Linked DNA regions of Homo sapiens: region 1 is linked to region 2. A link is an interaction called in ENCODE POLR2A ChIA-PET data of the cell type or tissue named here. Cell type or tissue: endothelial cell of umbilical vein. All regions are shown on one strand.

Evidence for each region. Peaks named below come from ENCODE experiments on the same cell type or tissue, not always from the same donor. Only the 100,000 strongest peaks of a DNase experiment are listed, where the experiment ranks them.
Region 1: POLR2A ChIA-PET joins it to region 2 with 5 read pairs; 3 of 35 experiments call an interaction of 5 or more read pairs at or near these places.

Annotation. Positions count from the first base shown.
Region 1 is chr4:124,578,373-124,583,372 of GRCh38, reverse strand. No RefSeq gene overlaps it. Among named protein-coding and RNA genes, the nearest start is that of LINC02516, 22 kb to the right of the region's middle. In endothelial cell of umbilical vein, no CTCF peak of the experiment used is centred here; no DNase peak of the experiment used is centred here.
Region 2 is chr4:124,476,815-124,481,814 of GRCh38, reverse strand. No RefSeq gene overlaps it. Among named protein-coding and RNA genes, the nearest start is that of LINC02516, 79 kb to the left of the region's middle. In endothelial cell of umbilical vein, no CTCF peak of the experiment used is centred here; a DNase peak (open chromatin) is centred at 3,054; H3K27ac peaks cover 2,400 bases.

The sequences.
Region 1 (5,000 bases), 100 kb before region 2:
CAGGGGAAAAGCACAGTTTGGAGCTATAGAGATGTTTGCTGCCCTTTTCCCACCCAGGGAGCTTAGCGCATTAGACAGTTGTGAGTCCCAGTGCTGGCTGTTGTCCCTCCCACAAGTAGCTCAAATGGCTTAGACAGCAGGGAGCTGCAGCCAAGGTGCTGGTCACCCCTCCCCCTGCGAGTTTGGTAGGTTTAAGCAGATTCCAGCTGACAGGCTGAGTGGTGTGGGTTCACTAGTGGGATCTTCTGATCCATGGGTTGCACAGTTCCATGGAAAAAGCACAGTTTCCCCGGAGCTCACTCACTGCCTCCCTTGGCTTGGGAGAAGGGGCTTCCCTGCCCCGTGTGGCTCTCAGGTGGGCCACCACACTGCACTGTTCTTTCTTCATTCTGTGGGTCATGCCAGCCTCCTAGTCAGTTCTGGTGAGACAACTTGGATACCTTGGTTGCCAGTGAAGGATTCACATGCTTATTATGTTTTTTTTTTTCCAATGGGAGCCTCCTAACGCTGCTGTTTCTAGTCAGCCTTCTGGGCCCTGCCACCTATTGTAAGTTTCTTGAGGCCTCCCAGCCATGTTTCCTGTACAGCCTGTGGAACTAAGAGTCAATTAAAGCTTTTTTCATAAATTACCCAGTCTCAGCTAGTTCTTTATAGCAGTGTGAGAAAGGACTAATACAGATAATTGCTACCAAAAAAGTGAGGCACTGTTATAAAGATATCTGAAATTGTAGAAGCAACTTTGGAAATGGGTATTGGGCAGAGATTGAAACAGTTTGGAGGGATCAGAGGAAGACAGGAAGATGAGGGAAAGTTTAGAACTTCCTAAAGACTTGTTGAATGATTGTGACCAAAATGCTAATAGTGATATGGACAGTGAACTCCAGGCTGAGGTAGTCTCACATGGAGATGAGGAACTTACTGGAAATTGCAGTAAAGGCCACTCTTGCTATGCTTTAGCAGAGATTGGTGGCATTGTGCTCCTGCTCTAGAGATCTATGGAAATTTGAACTTAATAGAGATGATTTAGGTTATCTGGCAGAAGAATTTTCTAAGCATCAAAGCATTCAAGACATAGCCCAGCTGCTTCTAAAAGCCTATGCTCATTTGCATAAACAAAGGAATGACCTGAAACTAGAACTTATATTTAAAAGAGAAGCAGAGAAAAAAAGTTTGGAAAATTTGCAGCCTGACCATGTGGTAGAAGAGAAAAATCTATTTTCTGGGAGGAATTCAAGGCTGAAGAAATTTGCATAAGTAAAGAAAAGCTGAATTTTAATAGCCAAGACAATGGGGAAAATGTCTCCAGAGCAGTTTAGAGACCTTCGTGGCAGCTCCTCCAATCACAGGCCTGGAGGCCTATGAGGGAAAAATGGTTTTGTGGGCTAGGCCCAGGGTCCTGATGCTCTGTGCAGCCTCAGGATATGGCGCCCTGTGTTTCAGCCTCTTCAGATCTAGCCGTGGCTAAAAAGGGCCAAGGTACAGCTTGGGCCATTGCTTCAGAGGTTGCATCCCCAAACCTTATTGGCTTCCACATGGTGTTGAGCCTGTAGGTGTGCAGAAGGCAAGAGTTGAGGTTTGTGAGCCTCTGCCTAGATTCCAGAGGATGTATGGAAATGTGTAAATGTCCCGGCAAAAGTCTGCTGCAGAGCCGGAGCCCTCATGGAAAATCTCTACTAGAGCAGTGTGGAGGGGAAATGTGGGATTGGAGTCCCCACACAGAATCCCCACTGGGGCACCACCTAGTGGAGCTGAGAGAAGAGGGCCACTATTCTCCAGACACCAGAATAGTAGATCCAGTGACAGCTTGCACTATGTGCCTGAAAAAGCCATAGACACTTAGCACAAGCCTGTGAAAACAGCCATAGGGGCGGTACCCTGTGCAGAGCCACAGGAATGGAGCTACCCTTGGCCTTGGAAGCCCACCCATTTCATCAGTGTGGCCTGGATGTGAGACATGGAGTCAAAAGAGATCACTTTGGAGCTTTAAGGTTTAATGACTGTCCTGATGGGTTTCAGACTTGCATGGGGTCTGTATCTACTTTGTTTTGGCCAATTTCTCCCTTTTGGATTGGGAGAATTTCCCCAATTTCTGTACTTCCATTGTGTCTAGGAAGTAACTAAATTGCTTTTGATTCTACAGGCTCATTTTTGAAATGTGAGACGGACATGAGATTCCAGAAGTGGAATGATATGGTTTGGTTCTGTGTCCCCACCCAAATCTCATTTTGAGTTGTAGTTTCCAATGTTGAGGGAAGAAACTGGTGGGAGGTGATTGGATCATGGGGGTGTATTTCTCCCTTGCCGTTCTCATGATAGTGAGTGAGTTCTCACAATATCTGGTTGTTTAAAAGTGTGTGGCATTTCCCCCTTTGCTCTCTCTCCTGCTCCACCATGGTAAGGCATGCTTTTTTTCTCCTTTCACCATGTTGTAAGTCTCCTGAGGCTTCTCAGCTATGCTTCCTGTACAGCCTACAGAATTGAGAGTCAATTAAACCTCTTATCTTCATAAATCACTCAGTCTCAGCTAGTTCTTTATAGCAGTGTGAGAATGCACTAATACAGTGGGATAAAAAATAAATACATCTGCTAACTATGGAGAAGGAGTGGCCTCAGGGTATGGATAGAACTCAATTAATGTTGTTAGAGAAAAGTATTAAAAACACTAGACAAATCAAATCAGTGGATATGGAGTTAGGATATTAAGGAGTGCATTTTTATTTTAGTATTCTACAGAAATGTACATAATAAAAATAACTTAGGAGAAAATACACAAACCAGTAGTTTCACTAGTAAGATTTGAAGTTAGATACTCCCTCAACTTTCAGTTCTGTTAATAACCAATGGGTCTTAAGCATGTGAAAAACTCATGAAATCAGTTTTCTTATTTGTGAAATGTAGTAAGTTCCAGCAGTTTCCTTGGATTGTTGTGGACATCCAATTAGATACTATATGGAAAGCATCCAAGTGTGGTCTGGTGCAAAGTTGATCTCAATAAATCTTTGTTTCTACCCCAACCCCAACTCTCTTTGTCTTTCAATGACTACAGCAATGAAATATAACTAAATTCCTTTTGTAATAGGTTTTGTAATAGGATTAAGTGCCTTTCTATAAAATTTAGGTACACAGAAGAAAGGAAGTAGAGCATAGGATTTAACCAACATAGTTGTTGAAGAGAAATAGAAATGGAGTTGAGTTTTGTCTCATCTGAAATGAGGATAATATTAATATTTACTTTATGGGAAGACTATAAAGATTAAATGAGATAATGAAAGTCACTTAACACATAGTTTATAATATAGTGATGGCTGTTAGTTGATAAGGGATCATAATAGAAACCATGATAATAACATCAATATTTGAATTTCTCTGAAAAGAGCATAGTATAAAAATCTCTGGAAAAGAAGAATCCACTTAAAAAGTCATCTAGAGTTTTGTAACTTATTCTAAATACAGAATTGGATTCTACAATATAAAATAGAGTGTGAATGTTTTGTGATTCTCAAGTATAGCCCTTTTGCAGGAAGGACTCTTCCTCTCCCCTCATCTCTCCTGTTGGTGCCTTGCCTACCCACACTGATTATGCCCACACAAGAAGGAGAGTAGTGGAGTTCCTTATTCTCAGGGTCAAAATTAACTGTTCAAGTTGTCTTTGTGACTTCTTTGGGTAGCAGATTTAGGATGCTTATAAGTATGCCTATAGAATCTAACCAGATTGAAATATTTCTACTTGAAACAAAGACTGAACTGGGATCCAAAATTTGAAGCTTCAACTAAGACTGGTTATTTTATGTAAATTTGATCTCCTCATGGAAACATTGTAAAATAGACTTTCTATGCATTTACATTAAACTAATTTAATTATGTATTCATGTTTGCTTCATTTCAAGCACTGAGTCTCCTTGCTATAACTTTTCTTGTAAGTTGGTGAGGCTTTTCAGGACACCTGTGTGTTCTGGTCCTTTATTTTATGCCCTCTCATGTATGCTTCAGGTGGTTGTAACTCCTAAAATCAACCCAATGTTTTCTTCTTTTGCTAGGACATTGCTGCCCTAATTATAAATCCTGATAGCACCTTTCCTTTTCCTCCAGTTTTCTTTTAGTATTGTTTTCTCTTTCTCTATTTTTCTCCTCCTTTTAAAGCCATCCTTTTTCTCTGGTCTTTGCATCCTCATATGACACAGCATTCATTGTCTACTATGTAATTTCTTCTTTATACAGGCTGCACCAATGTACTCTTCAGTGAACAAGTACTCATTAAACACCTACCACATGCCAGATACATATACTGGAAACATGTTTTTTCCATTCTGTAGTGGCTCTTTAAACTAGCTCTTATATGGGCAAATCCAGTTTTTCTTGGCTGCTTCTTTCCTGCAGTTTCTTCCTGACTGTCTCTTTGTGTGGTAGAAGTAATTTATTAAAAAGACACACTCAGTTTCCTAATATTAATACAATATCTCTGACATGATCATCTCCATGGAAAACTGAAATGTTACCACAATTCGAGATGACTAGTTTCAGGTTAGCAGGTGGATTTAAAAAATGATTGGAAAAAAATCATATCATCTCATTATTTTGGTAACACTTAAGTCATTCTCTTACCTAAAATGCTTTGGGAGATCCCAGAGTATTTTTCAGTATGAAGAAGTCACAACTCCCTAATGAATTACAGGTTCTTTTCTTTCTCCCTTTTATTTTTAGTTCACACATAATAATTGCACATATTTATGAGATACCAAGTGATATTTCTGCATATAGACACAATGTTTAATGATGAAATAAGGGTAATTAGCATGTCCATCACCTCAAAGATTTATTATTTCTTTGTGTTCAAAGTCTTCTCTTCTAACCTTTTGAAAATATGCATTAAATTATTGTTAACTATATTTACTCCATAGTGTTACTGAAAATAGAACTTATTCCTCCCATCTAGCTATAACTTTGTACCTGTAAACCAACCACTCCCTATCCTCCCCTTCCCCTTATATCTCCCATCCTTT
Region 2 (5,000 bases):
AATTACTCTGTAGATGGTAAAAACCTCCAGATGATTTTTAAGAAGTCATGCTGAATAAAGTACCCTATAAATCCTCTGAGCTTTCCCTAAAGGAAAACTCACAGTAAAGATATATATTATTGCTCAAAGTTGTTTGACTGATAGTTCCTTACATGTGAATCAGTACAGAGATCAGGCCACAGGGCTGTTTCACTGTATGCCAGTCACATGAACATTGCTAACAGCATGTTGCCTGTAAAAAACAGTTTGGAAGTGAGAACACCCAAGTTACACTCCAGGTTCTGAGCAAGACATGTCCTCTTTCTGGGCCTGTGGTCTCATGAGAAGTTGGATTTTAAAACCTTGACAGAAGATTTCAGTGGCCATAGACAAGAAGAAAAGATAATCAGGCTAGTGACTCAGATCAGGGCTCATCTGGTGTGTGTTCTTTAATTTTCGTATTTTAGAATGCTCCCCTAATAAGCACCATATCTGAGCTGGAAAGACCCAAGCAGAGTCATCCCTATGCCTCCAGGGCTAGGCATAGTCATAGGAATATCATTTCTCCATTATAAAGTTCCAGTAGGAAAACACAATGGAATGAGGGTAAAGGACCACCTCTTCCAGGGATCTGGAAAGAATATGAAACAAGGGAAAGACGTGAGTCAAGTCTGCTTGACTCTGACTTTATAATATTATTCCCATCGAGTACATTTCTACGATGACACTAACAACAGCATTTTTTGTAGATATTATACTAAGCCTCCTTGCATTTGACCATGAATACTGCAAGATCTGGGGGCTTAGCAAAAGAGACTGTGTACACTGAGAGCCCATGCTGTGATGGACATGGTGCTACTCACTCATGGTGTCATGTGCTTTACTTACCTCTCAATTATTCTTTAATACTAAACACAGAAAGGGTAAGTAACTAGCTTAATGTCCCACTGCTTATAAGGTCAGATGTGATATAAAAACACTACCTTCTAGCCCTCAAGCCTGTGTGTGTTTGTTTTATATCATCCCATAAGAATGCTTTTCACATAAGGCTACTGCGTTAGTACCTATAGCGCCCACTGAGATTGTAAACTGAAGGAAAAGTTTATTAGGATACTATAGGATTAAAATTATCATGTACCTGTCAGTCAGATATTATACCCTGCTTGATGAAAAGGCACAGCAATTTTATTATGGAACAATATGAATAATTTATCACTACACAGTCATGTGTAAATATCATTCGTGCTTATTGCGTTAAATAAGATTTTCATGTCAGCCGCATCTAAGAACTATTCTCGAGCTCATTTCAATTTATGATCTTAGATGACCCTGCACAGTTATTTTAAAACCGTACAATCCAATAAATAAGTATATAGAGAAATTTCTTCCATGACCAGACTTTGAGAAGGAGGAAGGAAAAATCTCTGCACTATTTACATCTATATATCTCTAATTCTTAACACAGTGCCTGGAATCTTGGTGGTGACAAATATTTTGTTTTCATAAAGATAGAGGTTTGCCGGTTGCAGTGGCTCATACCTGTAATCCCAGCACTGTGGGAGGCCAAGGCCAGTGGATTGCTTGAGCTCAGGAGTTCAAGGCCAGCCTGAGCAACATAGCAAAACTCCATCTCTACAAAAAAAATTTAAATATTAGCTGAGCATGGCGGCACATGCCTATAGTCTGAGCTATTTCGGGGGCTGAGGTGATAGTATTGCTTGAACCGGGATGGTGGAGGTTGCAGTGAGCTGTTATTGTGCCACTGCACTCCAGCCTGGGTGACAGAGTGAGACCCTGCCTTAAAAAAAAAAAAAAAAAAAAAAAAAAAAAGTAGAGGTGGTGGTAGGGTGTGAGTGCATGTATTTTCTATCATGTTCTCTTAAATACGTTTAAATTAATGTCACTGAGAACAGATGCATTTGGTGAATAGCGTCTCACGTTAGGTAATCAGTACAGCAGTTTTTAAGAGTGAAGGCCCTGAAGTCAGACTGCCCGGATTTGAATCCCAGCTCTATGATTTAGGCAAGCCTGCTTGTTCCTTAGCCTGTGATGTGGGTTAATAATAGAACCAATGTTCTATCACAGAGTTTTTGTGAGGATAAAATGACTGATGCAAGTAAAATACTTAGCTGAGTGATTAAAACATGGTAGGCCTCAATAAATGTTCAATTTTTTATTAGGTGAAAGAATTAACCTTAGATTCACTGTTGGCCAAAGAAATGTCTCACAGTGCACTATCATTAAGGATATAGAGAAAAGTAACTTCTAGTCTGATCCAAAACATCATATTCTGCCCTTGTTTTCTGAACCCCATTTCTGAAAAAGAGACCATGGCAATGAGAAAAAAAAAATAGGGATTAAAGCATACTTTTAGGAATTATTACTTTTTCATTATTACTTCATTCTCCCTGATTTCTAAGTCGAACTAAACCCCAAACCTTCTCCAATCTTTTGATCAACTCTAAATTTAATCCTTTCCATTTTAGCTGGATTTGTTCTAAGAAAGGATTGTTGAATTTCAGAAGACAACTCAGTCTTCACTGAACATGAGGGTATTAGATTTTTTTTCTTTTCTTTTTCTTTAATTTCAGGGACTCCTCATATCAAAATATCATTCTGGAATTTGTGAAAGAATAAAAAGTAATATTTAAAACAAAAAGTGTCTGTCAAAAGTGATATGAGGTGGATACATTAATTAGCTTGATGAAATCTTTCTACAGTGTATACATAGATCAAAACATCACATTGTACCCCATACATATACACAATTAGTATCTGTCAACTGAGAAAAAAAAAAGTGATGTGGAGGTAAGGTGATAACTCCATGAATAGAAAAAAAATCTACCATGCTTTTAGCCTGTGATATGGGTTAATAGATGTATCAAGATGTAAAACAGCATCATTATCTTTTTATAAGAACCTCATGTTTCACAATGAGGAAATAAAGTACCCAAGAAAGCATTTTCCTGCCTAGAGTTTTTTATATAAATAAATATATTGCCCTTTTCCTGTTCTTCTCCACCAGAGTTAAACAATGGACACTTAGAAGGGAAATGATGTCAACACCCTTGATAAAAATCAAGCTATGCTGGAGGAAACACAATAGAAAAAAAACAGAGCTTTCTAGCTTCTGTAGTTTGTTATGGTAACTCCATGAACCTTTATTAAATGTAAAGCATAATTTCATTATAGCCCCATGCTGACTTAAGTTCACTATGGATGCACAGCTTTTGTATTCATATCTTTTAGCAAAGATAACTAGGATATCCAAAGCAAAGATAATTGTCTTTGGCAGCTAGAATTCGTAGCTTTGAATGTGTGTAACTCTTTTTTTTTTTTTTTTTTTTAAGTTTGAAATTTGACTAGCATTCCAATGCATTTCATAGCTATTCATTCTGGGAAAGGCCATTTCTGCAGAGTTTACAGAATGATTGTGGAAAATATCTTGAAGACCATTTATCAGTTTAATGATACCAAATAAATGCTTGGCAGAACATCCAGACTATAGATAAAAGATAGTATAAAATATGTGAAGATTGCAAATTTGCCAGTGGCAAATTTGCAGTGTTAGAGTGGGATGTATTGCAAATTAATCTTATTTTCAAGGAAGTGATTTCTTCCATGAATGTTCTAGTTCGTTGAATGAGCATAGAGCTAGATAACCTATTTTGCCGGTTCAGAAAACCAAGGTCAAATCTCTTTTTAGTCTTTAAGTTAATGTCTTGACTCCTCTCCTGCTCTTGTGCAAACTGTTTTGAAGAATAAACTATTATAATAGTGATAAGCTTAACATATTTTGCCATCAATATTTCTGTTATTAACTGGATGTAGTAATTGAAGGAAGCCCTCCATTGTATCTGAAATGAACTGTTTAAAATCTTTCATATAATCCCCACAACAAAGATTTAATCCTGGTAGTCACTGCTGTTTTTCAGGCAGAACAATGATGTAACCATGTGTTATAAAGGGAGGAGAAGGACATTGTTTAAAATGAATAGTACCATAACATCACCAGAGGTGAGGTACCATCACTCACTCACCACAAGTCCGAAGTATCCAACTGGGAGATGTAAAATGCTTTACATACTAGAACTCTCTATTCTTCATTGCATGTGATATCAGAGGTCTTATTTTAATCAGAGCCCAGGCAGTATGGAGGACTCAGTCTCCACTACAATATAAGAACTCAAGGAAGCAATAAAGGTAAGAAAACTACACTCTGAGGAGCTCTTTGTGTTAGTTTAACCAGATCTTCCTTCTTTCCAGCAGTCTTAGGTCATACAGAGTCTAAAACACTGGTTCTCACGACAAAAATAAAATGAAATATTGTCTTTGAGATAACCTTGGAGATTGCTCAGCTGGCTCAATCCTTTCTACGCATGAAGACAACAGGGTACAAAATAATAATAACAGCAATAACTATACATAATAATAACTTATGTGATAAATGGATTTAGTCTATTTATATAATGAATGAATGAGCAGTTAAAAGGAATAAAGAAAAAAGTAAGGCTTAATTCATGTCACATTCTGAGACTAAATTCAATACATTGTCTCTTATCCTACCTTGTTTTTGAGCTCCTTCAATTTCTGTTAAATCAATATATAATTATTTAATTATAGCCTCATACAAAGAGAGAGGGAGCAACAGACTTCACTATTGGGTTTTTGCCTAATTTAATTATGACTGTTAAGTTTCAAATCAGAAAAACAAAACCTAAAATATATCTCAACGTGATAATAAGAAAATTGAAAGAGGGGAAAAAGAGTTTGTATTAGAGTTCTCTAGAGGGACAGAACTAATAGGATAGATAGGTATATAAAGGGGAGTTTATTAAGTATTAACTCACATGATCTCAAGGTCCCACAATAGGCCATCTGCAAGCTAAGGAGCAAGGAAAGTCAGTCTGAGTCCCAAAACTGAAGAACTTGGAGTATAATGTTATCCCAGCATGAGAGAAAGATGTAGGCCGGGAGGCTAGATCAGTCTCGTTTTTTTCACATTTTTCTGCCTGCTTTAT